Linked DNA regions of Mus musculus: region 2 is linked to region 1. A link is a loop called in an ENCODE intact Hi-C map of the cell type or tissue named here. Cell type or tissue: heart. All regions are shown on one strand. Region 1 holds the start of Anxa9 (annexin A9). Region 2 holds the start of Arnt (aryl hydrocarbon receptor nuclear translocator).

The links. Hi-C counts contacts between places; a loop is a spot of excess contacts. Peaks named below come from ENCODE experiments on the same cell type or tissue, not always from the same donor. Only the 100,000 strongest peaks of a DNase experiment are listed, where the experiment ranks them.
Region 2: it touches region 1 in a loop (4-fold over the local background); 2 of 42 quality-filtered maps call a loop at or near these places.

The regions. Positions count from the first base shown.
Region 1 is chr3:95,314,441-95,316,940 of GRCm38, forward strand. It overlaps Anxa9 (annexin A9), which reads right to left and starts at 740. Exons shown (of 14, transcript NM_001379545.1): 1 at 363-740. Cers2 (ceramide synthase 2) reads left to right here and starts at 750. Exons shown (of 11, transcript NM_029789.2): 1 at 750-905. LOC115489748 reads right to left here and starts at 1,356. Exons shown (of 2, transcript XM_030252979.1): 1 at 1,317-1,356; 2 at 304-1,124. The coding sequence starts at 1,356. The coding sequence ends at 322. In heart, a CTCF peak has its summit at 1,256; DNase peaks (open chromatin) are centred at 761 and 1,261; H3K4me3 peaks cover 2,228 bases; H3K27ac peaks cover 2,212 bases.
Region 2 is chr3:95,432,932-95,435,431 of GRCm38, forward strand. Arnt (aryl hydrocarbon receptor nuclear translocator) reads left to right here and starts at 1,459. Exons shown (of 22, transcript NM_001037737.2): 1 at 1,459-1,630. The coding sequence starts at 1,606. In heart, no CTCF peak of the experiment used is centred here; a DNase peak (open chromatin) is centred at 1,390; H3K4me3 peaks cover 1,721 bases; H3K27ac peaks cover 2,030 bases.

The sequences.
Region 1 (2,500 bases):
TCTCCCCCCCATCCGTCCCCTTATTTATTAATTTATATGAGTACAATGTGGCTGTCTTCAGACGCACCAGAAGAGTGCATGGGATCCCAGATAGTTGTGAGTGACCATGTGGTTGCTAGGAATTTAACTCAGTATCTCTAGAACAGCAGTCGGTGTTCTTAACCGCTGAGCCATGTCTCCAACCTGCTGCTCTCTTCTTGAGGCATAGATTTTATGGGACTATTTAAGGGAAAACAGGTTCTAATACGAAACTGATCACGGCTAACCATAGTGTAGCCTGGAGTACATTTTACAAAAGGTTTGAGTAGCTCTGTTAGGACTCTAAACAGCAGGGCTGGGGGAGGGGGCATTGTGGATCTCACCGTAGGGAGCATCGGGATCTGTGCAGGGTTTTCTCCGCGTGCACCCTTCCTCTGATGCCCAGTGAAGCCGGACGATGGGATTGTAGCATTCAACCCGGGGGTAAATCATGGGCTGAGGTCGCCGACCACACCAGGGCCGCGGGGTTGGGCAGAGGCAGCCAGCTCTGAACTGCTCTGGGCTCAAGCACCAGGGGGTCCCTGACCAATGTCCGGGTGGGCCGCAACCGCGCCACTCAGAGACCCAGGCGCCCTGCGGGGCACGTGCCACCCGCCCCGTCGGGGCTCCTCCGCTCCATAGGCGCAGCGCAGGGTTCCGGGCACCGGGCCCCGCCCGGCCGCGGCCCACACCCAACTCAGCTCCGCTACTGGGCTCGGCCTGGGCTCGCCGGGGCTCGGCGGGCAAAGGAGGAAGGAGGGAGGGAGCCGCGGGCAGCGGAAGGGGGAGGAGAGGACCCGGCCCAGTCAGTGCGCACCGGCCGGGCGCTAGAAGTGGGAAACGGAGTAGCGGCGCCCGGGCCGGAGCAGCTCTGCACCGGACGCCGAGTAAGTCTGTGCGCGGGTCCGCGAGGGTGGCGGGGCAGTGACGGGCGCGGGGGCTCAGGGTGCAGCTCGGAGGGAGCGGGGCCTCCACCGGCTCATGGCGGCCGGCCTGCCGGAGGGCGGGCCGAGCGCTGCTGGAGCGGGCGATCCGGGCCCGGCTGGGGCCTCGGACCAGAGAAGGCCTGCGGGGCAACAGGTAGGGGGACTGGGGCCGGGCGCTCGCTCAGGATCCATGGTACAGACGCCCCTTTGTTAGGAGTGGAGCAGTAGCGGACCTTCGGTGCTAGAAGCCCCTGCGGGCCCGCGTGCGTCCTGGGGCCTGAGTGTGGAGGCCGAGGAGGAACGGTGGCGGCCCCTGCTGTTGCTGCTGTTGCTGCTACTGCTACCGCCGCCGCTGCCGCCTCTGTTTCTGACCCCCTTGTGCCCATCCCAAGAGGGAGGTCAGAGTGTCCATGTGCCTAACGGGAAACAGGAAGGAGTACACTCTTTAGTGTCTGTCCCGGCCCCAAAGGGCTCACATTCCTATACCGTTATGGGGCGTGTTTGGCCAGCTCTGGGTTGTAACTTGCTAATTACAGGCCCAGAGGCCCTCAAGTTAGTTGGCTACCTGCAGGTGGGTGGCATTTCTTTTTAGCCTGAGCTTGGGAATTCCTGTGCCTAAGCTGCACTCCTGGCATCCAAACCAGATCTCACTTATCCGAGTTTCCAGCCTCAGCTGTCAGGGTGTTCTAAGCGCTGTGAGGTCTGGAGTGAGCCGGTCTTCCCCAGAACTGAGTTAGGGAAGGCCTCCCCCAGAAATTACTTCTGTTTGTGTGAGAGCTGGGGTAGGGGGTCACTTCCCATCCCAGAGCTAAGGTGACTGTCTTGCATTTGTGATGGGGCCCCTAAGGTCAAATATTCCGTTCCTTAGGTCTTGTTTCTGGCCACATAGTGCCTAATTTCTAAGGGGTGTGGTGTGGTGTGCTGTGTGTGTGAACTAGTTCTGGTGCCTCTATTCTCACTGGAGCCTCTGACTAGGTTTCTCTCTGTCGCTGGCCACAGGGAGACTGACATTGTACAGTTCCTTTCAACACTACCCCATTTGCCGCTGCTACTTCAACCTACTGGCCTCTCCCTGTCTCTGGAAGGCATATTCTTATATAGTGTTTGGGGTTGGAGCAGGGAAGTTTGTGAAACATCCCAGAGAAGCCTGAGGCCACGGTTGTCACAGCCTCACCCCTTAGCTTTACCAGAATCTGCCCTGTATTTTTGGGCTCATACTTTAGCCCGAAGCAGTTGACTTCTATTGCTCTTCAATATCTAGAAAGAAGTTCTTTTTTTTTTTTTTTTTTAAATGGTTGTTGATTTTGTTTTTTTTTTTTTTTAGATTTATTTATTTCATTATATGTAAATACCATAGCTGTCTTCAGACACTCCAGAAGAAGGCATCAGATCTCATTACGGATGGTTGTGAGCCACCATGTGGTTGCTGGGAATTGAACTCAGGACCTTCAGAAGAGCAGTCAGTGCTCTTAACCACTGAGCCATCTCTCCAGCCCTAGAAAGAAGTTTTTTGTTTTTTGTTTTTGTTTTTTTGGTTTTTCGAGACAGGGTTTCTC
Region 2 (2,500 bases), 120 kb after region 1:
ATGAGACCTTGTTTCAAAGAACAAAATTACCCTCCTCCCCCCAGTCCACATATACATGGTGATGAATATAATAGACTTTGGGTGTTAGTTTCATTCACTTTGCTTCTCACTACTGGATTAATTTGCAAGGTGGCCTTTGTTTCATGTCTTTGGTTTTTGTTTGTTTTTGAGATAGTGTCTTTCTATATATAGCTCCTGCTGTCTTAGAACTCACTATGTAGACCAGGCTGGCATTGAACTCAGAGAAATTGGCCAGTCTCTGCCTCCTGAGTACTAGGATTAAAGGCATGCATCACTATGCCTGGATCTGTTTGTAGTTCTTTTTTTTTTTTAAATATATATTTTTAAGATTTATTTATTTATTTTATGTATATGAGTACACTGTAGCTGTACAGATGGCTGTGAGCCTTCATGTGGTTATTGGGTATTGACTTTAGGACCTCTGCTTGCTCCAATCAACCTCGCCCACTCCAGTTGGTCGGCTCACTCAGTTCCTGCTTTCTCTGGCCCAAAGATTTATTTATTATTCTAAATAAGTACACTGTAATTGTCTTCAAACACACCAGACGAGGGCGTTAGATCTCATTAGGGGTGGTTGTGGGCCACCATGTGGTTGCTGGGATTTGAACGCAGGACCTCTGAAAGAGCAGTCAGTGCTCTTACCCGCTGAGCCATCTCTCCAGCCCCTGCTTGTAGTTCTTGATTTGTAAAATTATAGAATTTATCTCACAGTGTTTTGAGTCGACATTGTCTGTTCTGAATTGCTCAGTTCTTATAATTAGACATTACGTCTGTGTGTTTACTACCTTGTCATTTTAAAAAAACTTGTGACATAGGACACCTCACTTTTGGAGGGCAGAGAAAGGGACTAGTTTCATTTTGTAGTACAGACTGGTCTTTGCATTCTGAGTTCTGGAATACTTGTTTAATAAAAATTCTTTGTTCGTTGTCTCCATTTCAAATGTTGGCATCTTTGGTACCACGTAATCACCCAGCTTTTTCCTACCAGCTTCAGAGCCAACTCTTAAGAATTAGTTATCGGACTTTTACTAGTGACAAAAGTTCATAAAGAAAAAACAACCTAGAATGGATTAGTGATCCCTGTGTTAGAACCTATAAAGAGGGTTTGCATAACAAATCGTCTGTAGGAAGCATATGCTGATGAGCCCACTAAGAAAGAAAACATTTTAGTAAAATGCTCGTTTTCTTTGCATTTCACTGACGTCAATTTGGTTATGAATCTCTGACGCCGAGAAGGCCGGATTAGGGAAACAGCTGGTTGGCTTCCTAGCTCAGGCTTCCTAGCACTCCTCGGGTCACCGGACTCACTGGCCGAGTCACTAGCCCGGCCTCTATGGCGACTTACTGTTTCTATTGGCCAGTTCTCCCAGGGAGGCTGTCTGGAGACTGACCGCGCCCATAGTTTGGGGCGTGTCTTCTGCCCAGGATGGGGAGGGGGGTGGGCGTCCGCCATCTTGGATTCCGCGGTAGCGGTGGCGGCGGTAAGGTGCCTAATCTGCGGAGTGGCTCTTCCCTCCCCTCCCCCAGCTCGGTGGCGGCTGCCCCTCCCACCGAGGGTGGCGCAGGGACGGTGCCATCTCGACCATGGCGGCGACTACAGCTAACCCAGGTGAGGCGGCAGAAAGGACTGACAAGTGCGGAGAGCCAGAGCAGAGCAGCAGGGCCGTGGCGTTCGGGTGTTGGGGGAGGGGTGTCGAGGAGGCGCCCTGCCCGGAGGACCTGGGGAACGGGTGACGGGTGTTTGGGGGCTCCGTGCCCCAACTTCTGGAGTAGTGGTGGCGCTTGGCCAGCGTCTCCACTCTGCCTGCGGTGTTAGGGAGTGTTGTGGTCTTTTAACCCTCTGCCAGCTGATGTTCCCCTGATGCCTAGTAAGTAACTGGGCAAACTGACTTGGTGTAACTGCGAGCGTAAACTGGGCTATAGACGGGGCCACGTTGACGTTTTGCAAAGTCTTGCTTGATTCTACACTTGGTTTACATTTAAATGGAAAACTTAGTTCTTTGAGAATCTGCTCAGATTCTTGTAACTCCTATACTTTGAAATTTAGGGTTTTAGCGTAGTTATTAGTGTCTTGCTGCTGAAGGCAGAGGTTTGGGTAATGGTAATAGTTCAGGACAGGTCTTTAGTCCAGAACCCAGGTTTAAATCTTGTTAGGTCGAGGTGGAGCAACTCCTGTTCTTTCAGAAAAATGTCCCGCGCCATTTGTCTGTGGACGTCCTCTTGCTTGTTTGTCTGTCTGTCTCTGTCTCTCGTTCATCTTATTTTGAGTCTTGTCTCATTCCAGCCCCCGGTTGACTTTGGATCACTGCAGTCTCCCTCTCAGTCCTTTCTACTGTATTCAGTTACATCTTAGGAAGTATTTCATTTTAGTTGGGCTAATTTACCTTGTTATTTTCCAACAAAGTAAATCCATCATTTCCCAGAAGTCTGTATCATCGAAGAGTTTGGAGGGAGGGTTGTGTAATATTGGTCTCTGCTA